Regions from separate parts of the Homo sapiens genome. Here region 1 is linked to region 2. A link is a contact called in ENCODE Hi-C or POLR2A ChIA-PET data. All regions are on one chromosome and are shown on one strand. The core of a region is the stretch at or near the end of the contact, and the rest is flanking DNA. Distances in the headings are between cores, read along the strand shown.

Region 1 (7,115 bases), core at 2,658-5,157, 51 kb after region 2:
CAGAGGAGCTAAGAAAGTGGCTATAAATGCAACCTCTCCGAAGGATCAAATGAATTTGTCACTCTTATGCACGATCATTCCTACAAGTCCAGCATACGGAGAAAGCATTACCATCCATTGCAATTGCATTTATATCCAAGTTAAGGATTTCAGAAGCCAGATTGTATCCCAGAACATTAAAATTCCCTCACCTATGGGCTTGGTTTTCTGCCAGATTCAGAAAAGAGAGTTAATGGATAGTTTCTCTCTACACTAATAGCAATTTTACTATTCAACCTGTTGTCAAAATAATGCTTATTTTGGGCTGGGTGCAGTGGCTCACACCTGTAATCCCAATACTTTAGGAGGCTGAGGCGGGAGGATTGCTTGAGCCCAGGCGTTCAACACCAGCCTGGGCAACATAGTAAGACCTCATTTCTAACAAAAAATAAAAATAAAAATTAGCACACGCCTGTAGTCCCAGCTACCTGAGAGGCTGTAGTGAGCTGAGATTGCACCACTGCACGCCAGCCTGGGTGACAGAGCAAGACTCTGTCTCCAAAAAAAAAAAAAAAAAAAAAGGAAACATAATGCTTATTTTCCTATTAAAACTTTGAAAGGTAGGACGAATAGGTATAATAATATTTATAATAGTACATTTGCACTTTTAACTGTAGGGTGATTAATGCTTGCTTACACACACACACACACACACACACACACAATGACTATCCCTAAGAAGAACAGAGAAGATTTAATTTTTAGTCTCCTTGATTACAAAGGTAGGCACAAAGTTTTCCTGTTGGAAAATCAAGCTACTAGGAGCACCAGTATCTAGAAGTACACAGAACATTAGCCTTTATTTCCTAATTTTTATGATTTCAGCAATCCACATGAAGCCTAAGCATATAGGTATTACTAGTAAAGGATCTGAACATGCAGTGTGATTCCAAGAAAATTCAAAAGTTAAGAATAAAATAAAAAACGTAAATGAAAAACGAGATCCAATTTGAATGGGTGGTCTCTGTCTTCAATGCCCTACGAAAGCAACCATACTCCCTCCACATCACTGAAGTCTGATTCTGAACATTAGAACAATCAGCTCTTGAACTGGCCTTCAAGTTTAGAAATTCTGATATAATTTTGATCACTAAAATATAGGTTAAAATAATCATAGTTACAATAAAATGTATTTGAATTTCAAGTAGATTTGGAGAGAGTATTTTTAATATTGGGAGAAAAGTTGACAATTCGTTTTAATGAAATCTTTTGAAGATGGGAGGTAGAGAAGTGTTTTTGGTACCAGCCACAGTCCAAACTACATCCACGGTCATGGCTCTCCCTGAAGGCCTACTGCTCGTCACATTGCTAAGGGAGGGTCTTACACGGTAAGTGCTGGGAGAACTTTCCATTGGCAATTAAAAATAGATTAAGGCAAGTGTGTGTGTGTGTGTGTGTGTGTGTGTGTGTGTGTAGAGATGGATGGTGATTGCTGATCACAGAAGCACAGGCACGTCTCAAGAACTACTGGAAGAAAGGAAGGAGGCAGGCAAGTAGGCAAAATTATCCCTTTGGAAATCTGCCCACAGTCCCTGCTGAGCTGACGCATTCATTCACTATTCACTCAAAGCTTATTTATGATATGACAGTTACTGTGCTCAACACTGAAAAGGCAAGACAGAATAAGACATGTCCATTGGATCTTATCCAAGGTTGGCTGCGGGAATGCAGAAACGAATACTGTCTAAAAATTAGCCTTCAATGCACGGACACATTTGCTTGGCAATTAAAAGTAAGCTACTCAGAAGAATGCATGATTCTTTTGCTTCACTCATGCTCCCCACATCATAGAAAACTAGCAGGCCCATTGCCCAGGGCTTTTCCAGGTTTGTCCTACCAAACCAAGGTGGAAAGCAAGCCCCTCCGCTTCGGCATGCTTTTCAACCTGTAGAAGTATCAACTCTATCATTTTTCAATCAACTTTTATTCACAAGCCACCCTGGTGTGCAGTACCCTCCTAAACATCTTGACCCCCTATTAACAGTACATCTAAGTATATAAAAGCAAAATCTCCATACACGCAATATGAGTATCCACTACATGTTCTATACCTAGATTGTAATTTTCTTTAGCTTATTAGTAGAAGGCATAGAGTTTAGAGAAAGAGCATAAGCCCAGACAGTAGGCTATAGGGATTCATTCATTTGTGTGCCATGGGCAAAACATATATGAGACATAGGCATTGTGCCTGAGTCTAAATAAGGTGAATGGGAAACAATGGGATAGGCACTAATAAAATAGTGAAGAAGGGAAGGTTTCATAAACAGGGTAACTGAGCTGAATTCAGAAGGAAGAAAGGGAGGCTGACACAGGAAAAAGTGAATTGAGGAAGAAGGGAAGAGAGATACAGAGGCCCAGTGTTAAGAAAAACACAATGTGTTGGAAAATGGTGCCAAGTATAGGATTGGGGAATGTGTGTGCGTGTCTGTGCATATGTGTGTGTATGCATGTGTATGTGTGCACATGCTGGTGAGTGGCTGTAGGATGAGTGCTGCAGAGGCAGCCTGGGGAAAAATTATAAGGGGAGTTGAGTGCCCTAAGGCAACCAGATCCCAGGCAACCAAGAGCAGGTTTTAAGCAGGGCAATGATCAGATTTGTTCTTATAAAAGGTAACTCTGGCAGCATCATAGAGGCACTAAGCAAAGACTGGGCAATGAATCCATCTAGGAGTTGCTATAATCATCCAAGAAAGCTGTGACCTTGAACTACAGCAGTAGCCAGGAGGATGAATAGTAAGGGGCTAGATGTGAAAGACATTATGGAATAATTTGTGGGTGATGAATTAGAGAGAGGAGTAACAGGTGATACCGAAGTCTCCAGCTTGAAAGATCTGAGACAATAACAGTATTGGAGGGCCAGGAGATTTGGTGACGATTACCCTTCTGTGTGGAACATATCATAGTGGAGATGCCTCCAGGACATCTCTGGTAGAGAGATCCCACAGAGAAGACAATCCTGGACATAAAGATTTGAGAATCTAAGAAAGACTGCAGCTGATGCAGGAATGTGGGCCCCTTCCCTACCCCATGTTATCTTTGGTAAACTAAAAAACACCTACACAGTATTTTAAAGATTTCACAAAGCCCAATTTGAAAACCCCTGACCAATGGAGACTGTACAGAGGATGAAAAAGGAAGAAATTGAAAACAATGACGAGACCGGTATTTTAAGAGATAGGGAAACAAAAAAAGAAAGTAAAGGAGAGAACAAAGGACACAGTAAATGGCAGGGGACAGAGCATGTCATCATGTGGGGTGTCTTTGGAGGACCCCAAAAGAAGCGATTAAGGCAAGGAAGTATTAAGTTCTTTGCCAGTGGTAGCTTGCCAGCCCCAGTAAGTTTGGGGGGATCAGACAGGAAAGACAGAAAATGTCTAGCAATATGTTGGAGTGTGGGCTTAAGCAGGAAAACTGGTTCATTTGAAATTACTGTGCTGGAAGGGGCTAAGGAGTTGCAAATAGAAATCAATATAGCACTCGAGTTTTAAGCAGTTTGTTGTTTTGAACCTTTTGTTTCTCCCATGCTGCCTGCAAAATTCAGTTCTGTGCAACAGCCTTTTATCAAGGAGGCCTGCTGGAAAAGTGAGACTGTGACCTCATCCCAGAATACAGATGAGTGGTCACCAGAAGTCAGCTGGATGTGTGACAAAGTGTCCGGCAAGAAAAAAGGTGGAGTGAGAGGAAACCCGAGGACCACACTGACCTGGAGGCACACCTGACCACCCCTGAAACAAGGGAGACAGAGCAGAGCCAGGGTTTTAGAGGAAAATGCCCTCCAGAGGCTGGCAACATAGAGATCCACAGCTGGAGACGTGTGGTCACGTCTAGGATGGGGTCACTGAGCGAGGATAACTTGACCTCTGGCAGTCCTTCTTCAAATGCCACCTCCTTACAGAGACTCATCGCCCCGCTCGATCCTGGTCCTGATGACCCCACTTACTGTCCAACCTCCCCATCCTTGAACTCTCCAAGCCCTACCCTGCTGCTCTCCCTTTTTTCCCGTGGCCCTTATCACTTCCAACACACTATAATTTACTGACTGACATTGTTTAATATTTATTGTCTGCTCCGCCCACCAGAATGTGAATTCCACACAGCCAGGGATTTTTATCAGTTTTGTTCAATGATATGTTCCAAGTGCCTGGAACAATGCCCAGCCTATAGTAGGAACTCAGTAAATACTTGCTGGAGGAATGTGTTATTAGAAATGTGTTATTGAAAACAACAAGCTTTGGAGCCAATGTGGTCCCAGGCCTCAATATACTCCCAACCGGCTGCCTGCCTTAGATTTGTGCTTTGAGAATCAGAAGCCACAGGAAACGGAAGCAATTTCCTGTGATTGCTCTATTCCCCACAATCTGATAAACCTCAGCATCACAGATGCCTGTAGGGTCCACCAAGGAGGGCCTCCTTTCAGACTATAATTTTAGACTGGGGTTCTGAGTTAGTCATGACATAATTCAGAGTTATCTTAGTTGGCTCCTATTTGTTATAAATGAAAAGAATTTTAAAATTTATTTTTGCCCACCATGACAATGTTGACATAACTGTGGGGTAAGGGTTCTGGCATTTAAATGGTAACCCTAACTTTCAATGTTATGTCCCACTGGCTGTAGAAAAAAATAATCTGATGCTTTATCGTAGGTTTCTCTTGAAATAATTCATTAAAGCATCAGATGAAGGAGGAAAAACAAAGACCAAGTTATCCTTGACAAGATTAAGCTGCACTCTATCTCACTGGAATTTGGGCCCCTAGCTATTGTTCTTGTGGACAGTTTGCACAGAGATTTCTTCCCAATGCAATGCTGTCAACGAATAGAAAACTAAAGGGCATATTTCCTCCTTAATCTGCTTGTGGAAATCTCATTCACGGAATAGAAATCTTGCCCCCTATCATGACTAACATGTTTGAAGAGTCAAAAAAGGGAAGTAAGGTTGGTCCTACAGAATTTTCATTGGAGCAATAAAGAAGGCACTTTACCTAGAAACACAGGTTTAAACTTGGCAATTTAAAATAAATAAATAAGGGTGTGTGTGTGTGCAAAATTCTGTGGTCCTTCCAAAGGGGAACTGGGAAGAAAGCCTGCCTTGTGCTAAGCACCATTCTTCACATGGTGAAATCACTCCTGGGGGAGGGTGACTTTTCTTGAATTTGAGCCATTTCTGCAATTTTGTTTTCTTGCTTTGTCTTTTACCTCCCCACCAAAGTAAGAATTTCATTCCTCAAGAAGTGCTAATTTATTCCTCAAAATATGTTTTTAATTTGGTACTTTTATTCCATAAAACTTATTTTTATAAGCAGATTTTCTTGGGAGTATTTGGCCGGTGTATATTGCATAATCATTCAAGTCTTTAAAATCTTTCATTTGACACTTCAGGCACATGCCTGTGACATATACGTGGCTTTCATAATGATCTCCACATTGCATGTGAACAGAATATTAATTTAGTGTGGTTATACCAGAGCAACTGGTTAAAAGTTTATGAATTTCAGCACTCTCTGGGGAATAAATAATGAATGCGCTTGCAAAATAAACCAGACTGAAACTAACTGAAACTCAATGTTCGGCCAAATTTTGCCACCTGGATTTTTAAAGTAAAAGTGTCCTGTTAGTTATTTTATCTAAAGTACATGCAAAATGATGTCTGTATATTTCATTTGTCAGGTAACACAACTGCAGTACAAGTATCAGGAGCATAGTTTGTTTAGCAAAAAGTCAAGATGTGTCCCCTGGTCCCAGGCTATAGGTATTAAGGTCCTTGCCACCCATGATGGATGTGAATCCATCCGTCATAGATGTGGGAACATGGCTGCTTGCGTTATGCTCCTTCCTGGTTTATCTTCTCTCATCTGTTTGCAGGAACCTGGTGTGTAGGCTGCACACACTGGGCTTTGGCTCATGCCAACTCTTCTGCCTGGCCTGCTTGTCCGATGTCTTTCTACTTGGCTGCCTCCTCCTCACACCTCATCTCCCACAGGAGGGTTTTCCTGATGTTCAGAGGGGTTCAGAAGCTTACCTAATAGTGCACCATGAGTTTGTGGCATAGATAAGAACAAAATTCAGGGCTAAACTTTCTACCCACTATGTAGATGTAGCTGAGGAAAAAAGTGGCAATTTCAAGGTCTAAAAGTTTGCTCATTTGTGAGAGAGTCAAAGGCCTCGACAGAAGAGAACATTTCCCAAATGCCTTTTAATTAAATGCTACAGAAAATGCACAGAAGAGAAGGGGTGCTGTGTACCCATTAAAATAAATGAGATGAAGAAAAGAAAGAAGAAAGGCAAGAAGGGAGGGAGGGAGAAAACCGAAAGCATCCATGCAGACATGCAGACACAAACACACACAGTGTACTCCTGATACTCTGACTATACTTGATACATATTCCAAGATCCTAGACTCTGGGGCACTGTCAAAACCAGTAACCAACATTACAAGGGTTAAATTAGTTATCCTTGGTTGGCAATGGGTCTGACCTCTGCTAACTGGTGGTCTGGAAGGAGATACCAAATCTAAGTGAAAGTCCCCTTCAGTGTAAATGGTAAATTTGCTCTGTTTTGATCCCAGGGCCTGTGGTTCAACTCTCAGGAGGGATGTGTTAACACTTCATACAGTGGATGGAGAGAAAACTGCTGTTTTTAGAAAATTTATTTTTGGTGGCTAAATGCCTTTAAACTGTATGTTCATACATTTGTATAAACTATAATTCCCTCTTTATTTTGGTCTTGATCCATTCTTATTAAAATGAACTGGCTAATTTTCCTAAATTATTGTACCATTAAAAATTATTTGTTGGAACAATTATTTTTTTTTTCCTCGAGTCCACATTAGAGAAAAGGCCTCTCTCAGAGCCACGGCCAATCCACTTTCCCAGTGGTCTTCACTGAGCATCAGCAGTTCAAACATACCCAACCTGTACCTTTCAAATGCTCAACACAGAGAATTCCCCAAGGGTTAGTCAACCGCTGGCTCATATACAAAGAAAATACTGTATTTTGCTCTGAAGAGCTTTCTGAATCAATTTAAACACAGTGAGACAGACACAATATCCCAGAGAGAGGAAAACCTACCTTATTACA
Region 2 (7,275 bases), core at 458-2,957:
GCGGCAGGAAGATGTTTCTCTTGCTGCCTGAACTACTCCTAGAATGGTAGAGCATCAAAGAACCATAGCTCCTTAAGCATCTCTGGGCAAGAGGTGCCTGACCCCTATCCCTGATGGCACTGAGTCCTGTCTGGGACACTCTATTACATTTCTTTTCTGTCTTTCTCCTTCCTTTCACCTACAAGTAAATCTTTTCTGTTTTAAGAAATCAGTCAAGGCATCAGCAATGAACTCTGGGTATGAGACGCCCACTCATAGGAGCTCAAAATCCCCAAGCTCCTGGGTATTTTCACATGGATGGGATGCTCTCCTCACCCTCAGTGTGCCCCAGCCGCGGCTCCCCACCCTCGGCCCCTCCCCTTGTGGGTTCCCTTCTCAATGCCCTGCACCTGGGAGCCTCCCTCTCACCCAGACTTTGCCATGACCTTGTTCTGCTCACTCTCTTCTCCTTTCCCTGCCTCTGGCTATTCCCTGTCACCCACTGACTCCGTGGAAGAGGACTCCCTCCCAGCTGAGTGTGTGACCCCAGGGCCCACTCTGCTTTCCGCTGGAGGCAGCCAGTGAGTGGTAGACGCATGGGATCTGCCTTCACACAGTCCAGGCTCTGTCACTGACCAGGCAGATAGCCTTGGACACCTGCCTGAACCTCTCTTCCCTTCCGCCCTTCAGATCCCTCATTTCCTCATTTTGGAGCCTCCTCTGGGGCACACGCTAAGACCTCTGGGCACATGGTCATCGCTATGACCAGCCCTGGCCCTCTCCTTTTGGGGGGCAATCAGTTACATGCTTCTTTTGGCACAGAGTTCATCTATATCCATGTTTGAAGTGATTGCCCGGACATGAATATAAGGGTCACTGCCTAACTCGCTGCAATAGTTAAAGGGAGTAACGAGAAGGGGGCCCTGCTGAGTGGTCTGGAGTGGGGTAAAATGAAAGGCAAACACACCGCCCTTGATGATTTAGACTCCTCTACAAGAGAGACTAATCTACTACATAGACTAGGACACATTCCACAGATGAGGAAACAGAGGCTCATAGAAAGTTCAACAACTGGCCGGGCGTGGTGGCTCACGCCGGTAATCCTAGCACTTTGGGAGCCTGAAGCAGGCGAATCACTTGAGGTCAGAAGTTTGAGACCAGCCTGGCCAACATGGTGAAACCCCATCTCTACTAAAACTACAAAAAAGTAGCTGGGCTTGGTGGGGGGCGCCTGTAATCCCAGCTACTCTGGAGGCTGAGGCAGGAGAATTGCTTGAGCCGGGGAGACGGAGGTTGCAGCGAGCGGAGATCGTGCCATTGCACACCAGCCTGGGGGACATAAGTGAGACTCTGTCAAAAAAAAAAAATTCAAAAGTTCAACAACTTGTGCAGAGCCACTTGCTACCCGAGGACCCGTGACTCAAGCACATCGGTGTGGTTTAAAGTCCACCCTGTGGCTCCTCTCACGCTCCTCCTACCTCCGGGTCAAGGGGCGCTGATGTAAGGCATTCCGCTTGTGCCTTTCAAAATAAACAACTGCTTTCAAAAGACAAACGGAATTATACATAGACTAGGACAGTTGAAAAAATGCTAGATTCTGTCCCCGCAGGGAAGTGGCCGACCCGATGTGTGGAGGGGCTGGGAGCTGCCATGCCCCGCACAACCCGGCGCACCCTGCGGGCTTCACGCGTGGGCTTCACGCGTGGGACTCGCAGGCTCAGTCTGCAGGGGCGCTGCTGTCACCGCACCCGCCTCCCCAGCTCAGGCAGCCCAGGACTCCCTCTGGCTTATATGTAGTAAAAAACAAAGGCAGTGTCTGGTTCAGATCCAAGAAAGCCACAGCAGTGGCCACAGAGATGTTTCTCCAAGTCTCATATTGATGAATCCCAAGCATATTTGAACTGTTTAATACCCCCATCTCCAAAGATGCTCTTTTTTAGCTAGTGTCCAATCCCTATATTACAGTTCCTAAACAAGAAACATTCCCCGTGCTGAATCCGCGTGGTTCTTTCCTCTTCAGCGCAGAGAACGGAGGTGGAGATGGGCTCCGGTGCTCCCGCTGAACAGGGACGGTGCGCAGTCATTCCCCGCCTGCACCACGCGGTGGCAGCAGCAGCATGGGCTGAAGGGGCTGTTGGACGCGTTTGCAGCTCCGCCCGCTGAGAAGCCACTATTAAATGCCCTGCAAACTGGGCATTAATCCCCAGGCCCTCCACAAGTGTGGTGAGGGGAGTGTGGAGGGAGGGAAGGAGGGCAGTGGACAGTCAAGTCTTGGAGATTGTGCCTGATGGCTGAGTGTTCTGGAATAGGCCTGTCCTTTCTCTCATTGACAGGGGGAGCTAGAGCTGGCAGGAGAGGGCCAGGAATTTTTCTCTTGCTGACACTTTGCAACAGGTCTGGCCTTTGGACCCAGAACCCCATAAGACCAGGCCTGTTCTTTTGCCTATGAGACTTCCTCGTTCACAGAAGCTATGACTTCTAGACCAGGCATCGTTGACTTCTGGCCTCCTCCCTCTTCTTCTAAAATTTTCTCCAAAAAGCACACCCACTGGCCCCCCTGGTGTGTCCCCTCCAGCTCTGGTCCTCCAGGGCAAAGCCCAGACTCCTTCATGGGGTGTTTGGGGCCTATGCACCTTCACCCCGAGTTTTCACTCCTGCCAGTGCCTTATGTACATCCTGTCAACCTCCTTCCTGACCCTCATCTACAGAGGTCCACTCTCCCACCTCATACTGTCTCTTGTACCTTCCTCTCCACCTCTTCCTCTTCTGAAAGGGCCCCTCCTTAGTCAGTGTTTAACTCATGTTCTTGGAACCCTTCCCTGATGTCTGAACTGTTAATTATAACCTGTGCCACTTCCCTGGTGCCTGCAAACACTGCAAGACTTAACTCATCTCCTGCTCACAATGATTCAGTCATCTGGACAGATGAGGACACTGAGGCACAGATACATAAACTTGCCTGAGGTCCCAGAGCTAAGGAAGAGGCAATCTTAAATTGTCATCTCTGAGTAAACTCACATATTCTCTGCCTTGGAACTCAGAGACTGGGATTTTGCCACTATGTTTCTCTGTGACTGATTATGACCCAAACAATGTCATAACATCTTTTTTTTTGAAACATAGTCTCACTCCGTCACTCAGGCTGGAGTTCAGTGGCACAATCTCAGCTCACTGCAACCTCTGCCTCCCGGGTCCAAGCGATTCTCCTGCCTCAGCCTCCTGAGTAGTTGAGATTACAGGTGCACCACCACGCCCGGCTAATTTTTATATTTTTAGTAGAGACGCAGTTTCACCATGTTGGCTAGGCTGGTCTCGTACTCCTAACCTCATGTGATCTTCCTATCTCAGCCTCTCAAAGTGCTCAGATTTACAGGTGTGCACAACCACTCTCAGCCAATGTTTGTATTTTTAGTACAGATGGGGTTTTACCATGTTGGCCAGGCTGGTTTCAAACTCCTGAGCTCAGGTGATCCACCCTCCTCGGCATCCCAAAGTGCTGGGATTAGAGGCTTGAGCCACTGTGCCTAACCCCAAACAGGGTCACACATCTTGATTCGCAAAACAAGGAATGTGGAGAAGTGGTGAGGGTTGGGATCCCTGTTCTTGCACTTGCTAGCTGAGTGATTTCAGAAAGGTAACACACACACTTTCTCTTTCTCTCTCTCTCCATTTTTAAAGTGGTGGTAATACTAGTAAGACTATTATGAGAATAGAGATTAGAGATATAATATAAATGTGTTCAGTTTACAGTTGAGTCTGTGAGTGCAGTATCCAGAAGTATTCCATAAAATGGAATACTCCTATAGCCAGGAACTCAGCATCAGTCACTGTAAATGCAAATACATGCAGCCGTACCCGGATGGCTCTGCGGTTTCTTTTCTTTTTCTTTTCTTTTTTTTTTTTTTTCTGAGATGGAGTCTCACTCTGTCACTCAGGCTGGAGTGCAGTGGCAAGATCTCAGCTCACTGCAAACTCTGCCTCCTGGGTTCACGCCATTCTCCTGCCTCAGCCTCCTGAGTAGCTGGGACTACAGGCGCCTGCCACCACGCCCTGCTAATTTTTTGTATTTTTAGTAGAGACGGCATTTCACTGTGTTGGCCAGGAGGGTCTCCATCTCCTGACCTCATGATCCACACGCCTCGGCCTCCCAAAGGCTCTGTGAGGTTTCTAAATAAACACTGTAACTCAGAAATATGTGTTTGGAGGTATTAAACTGCAGAGAATTGAAGGATGAAAACTTACCAAGAAATATTAGCTAGGGCCCTTTCTTTGACAATGTATCCCACATGAGGTTAAATCCCATAGCTGTGACCCACAAGGGGGCCCAAGAAGCCCCAACTCTCATTTCCAGAGAACACTCTCCTTCTGCAGACCCCATTTTCCTTCCGAGCTTGCAGCCTGATTTCAGGGTGTGTACTGGTTCACAGTGACCCCCAATCTGACACCCGCCACCCCACCTTATGCACAGGACTTACCTGCAACCCTCAATTGCACGATTCAACCCCACACTTCTGGCTGGGATGCTGGTCACATCTAACCCTGACAGAGTCATTCCTAGACCCCAGGACTTTGGAGGTGGGAGTGAGGAAGAACCAGTCTCTGTAGGTGACTGTAAATCTGAACGAAGAACCTGGGCACTGTGGGCCACCATTTCCCACCAGCCAGGCAGAATAAGTGTGCTGGGTGGGATGCGTGAAGAGAGGATGGAGAAATCAGAATGTAAAGATGTGAAGAGGTTGCTCCCAGGGCTCCCAGTAACAATGTAAGCTCTCAGTTCTGCTCTCCCCAAAGGAGATCTCCCTACAGCACCATCACTCACCTGGCTACCTTGAATTGGCCTCTGTTCCTTGCCACCAAAAAATGTCCTAACTATGACGTCAAGCTCTCTGCAGCCAGAGACCCCCAACATGCTGTGATGAGAAAGTGCTGGACACTGGTGATCTTGTCCGCAGCCTCACACTGTGTCCTGCCATCCCAAGTAGGTCTTTGAGAGAAGGGAGAATCCTTCCCTGCCATTGTTCTGCATGAAGAAAAACAGAAGTAAATGGCACTGGTGATGCTTCTGCCATCAATAGAAGTCCCTTGCACATCCCTCCAGTTGATTCATGGGAGCCCCACTCTCTGGGTGGATTGGGTCACCTCCAGCCACCCAATTCCCACTTAGAGCTATAATGGGGCTTGCGAGGGGAGTGCAAGCCCAAGCCTTTCCCCTGTAAACCACAGGTTCTGGGCCTCCTGCATCACCTGGGAAACCGTGAAACCCTTTCCTCTAAAGCCTCACCTGGCGAATGGCCCTTCAGCATGAGCTCAGGACCCACATCCTAGGAAGATCTTCCAGGAACCCCCACAGGCTTCAGTTGGGAAGGTCTCCTCCTCCAAGCCCATGCCTTCTGCTCTCACAATACTTCCCATCCTCCCCTCCAATGTTGCATTTTTCTCTTTTTCTTTCTGGACTGTGAGGTCCTTAAGAGAAGAGTTATCCTTCATCCTTTTTATCCACTGGTGATAAGTATTCAGTAAATATCTGTCAAACTGACTTTTCAAAATAACAACCAACCATCACACCCTTTCTTAGCATTTCTGTCCTTCCAAATGGAACTTCAGGATACACACAGGCTTTCTAGCTCATGTTCTTCTCACTGTCTCATCCACCCACTCCTAAGAAGTGTAGAGACCCTTTTGGTTTTACAAGATTTGGAGTAGATCTCTTCTAGAGAATCTAGAATACAGGAAAGGCAGAGGCAGTAGGTAATCATACCTCCCTGGTTTGATTACCCGCACAAGATTCCCATGGGCAGCTCCGAATCTTCTGGAAATCAGTCCCAGGTTGAGCAAACAAGCAAAGTTTTCACAATCGTGTTTTTGGGTTCTAGTTTTTGACTTACAGATTTGATAATTCTGGAAGTCCTGAGGCCTCTGCACCAGACCAGCTGACCCTGTGGTTTCAACATGTGGACCCCATGTGGACCACTTTGAGGCAGCTGTTAGACATAGTAATGTCAACATGTAGGAACTCTGTGTGATACCAAGTAAAGAAAGCACTAGGGTGGCATGGGAGACATGGAAGGGTTGGGGTGAGGGTCAGGGTGAGGGGCTGGTGACTGTGAAAGAGGACAGTGAGCCATGGGATGCAGAGTGGAATCTGGGGAAGGCATGGAGGGGCAAGGATATCTACGGACCCATTAGCGGGTCATGTTTCCATTCGACTGTGGTTTTAGGCCATCTCAAAATGTCTCCATTATAAAAAAGACCCTGTGTCAATGCTTGTGTGCCAATATTCCATACCCCACAGGGCTCCTCCCTCCCCTCAAACTCCCCTTCTGATCATCTGCAGTGAGGCTCAGAGCTACCATCAGAGGGTGATGTTGCCGGGTGTCCAAGTATTACTCAAATAACCTGTCCAAGGTGGCATACATTTCTGGAGACCCTTGCGCCAGAGTATCCCCAGCCCCAGACTGTCAGCTGCCTGGTCCTCACATACCCTGCCCTCCTACCACAGTCAAAACCCCGGTACAGACCTGCTGGAGCCAGAAAAGGAAAACAAATAAACAGAAAGTCTCTCTCTTCAGAGCAGATGACTTTCAAGCTACCTCGTGAGCTGACCTCAGGAGTAATAATGATGACAGTTGGATACTCTGCCCCTACTAGTTTTGTTATGGTACAGACACTCACTCTCTTCCCTCTTCCTGCCACTGTGGCTATGAAACCAAGTGTGGCTGGAGCCTGGTCAGCCTGGGCCTGCCTGGCAGTGATGGGCAGAGTTCTTCCTTTACCTATGATGGGTGGACAGCAGGAGTGAGAGATAAGGGTTTTATTCTTTTTTTTTTTTTTCTTAAGATGGCGTCTTGCTCTGTAGCCCAGGCTGGAGTCCAATGGCGATGATCTCAGCTCACTGCAACCTCCGCCTCCTGGGTTCTGGTGATTCTTCTGCCTCAGCCTCCCGAGTAGCTGGTGTTACAGGGGTGCACCACTACCCCCCAGCTAATATTTTTGTATTTTTAGTAGAGATGGGGGTTTCACCATGTTGGCCAGGCTGGTCTCGAACTCCTGACCTCAGGTGATCTGCCAGCCTTGGCCTCCCAAAGTGCTGGGATTACAGGCATGAGCCACCGCACCCAGCCACGGGTTTTGTTTCTAACCACTAAGATCTCGGGTTCTTTTGCCAACATTGCGTCCTCCTGCCCAGCCACTGACACTATGTGCAACTGACTCTTACATGGCCTCTTACATTTTACTATTAGGTTGGCACAAAATTAATTGTGCAATTACTTTTACGCCAACCTAATATGTTTTCAC

What was found. Hi-C counts contacts between places; a loop is a spot of excess contacts on that map. ChIA-PET counts read pairs that join two places held with the same protein, here RNA polymerase II (POLR2A).
Region 1: a map of lower leg skin shows a loop between it and region 2 (30-fold over the local background). The contact joins two enhancer-like sites. A Hi-C loop is called at or near these places in 3 of 168 maps with a recorded cell type or tissue (astrocyte of the cerebellum, lower leg skin and ovary). POLR2A ChIA-PET finds 5 or more read pairs at or near these places in 5 of 52 experiments (MCF 10A, OCI-LY7, RWPE1 and 2 more).

The regions. Positions count from the first base shown.
Region 1 is chr7:41,989,449-41,996,563 of GRCh38, forward strand. All of the region lies in intron 10 of GLI3 (GLI family zinc finger 3), which reads right to left. Among named protein-coding and RNA genes, the nearest start is that of GLI3, 240 kb to the right of the region's middle. Within about 2 kb of position 3,908, at least 3 of the 41 ENCODE cell types and tissues checked have a DNase peak (open chromatin) inside an H3K27ac peak, as active enhancers do; they include ovary, where a contact is called at or near this core.
Region 2 is chr7:41,941,142-41,948,416 of GRCh38, forward strand. No RefSeq gene overlaps it. Among named protein-coding and RNA genes, the nearest start is that of INHBA, 240 kb to the left of the region's middle. Within about 2 kb of position 1,708, at least 7 of the 41 ENCODE cell types and tissues checked have a DNase peak (open chromatin) inside an H3K27ac peak, as active enhancers do; they include ovary, where a contact is called at or near this core.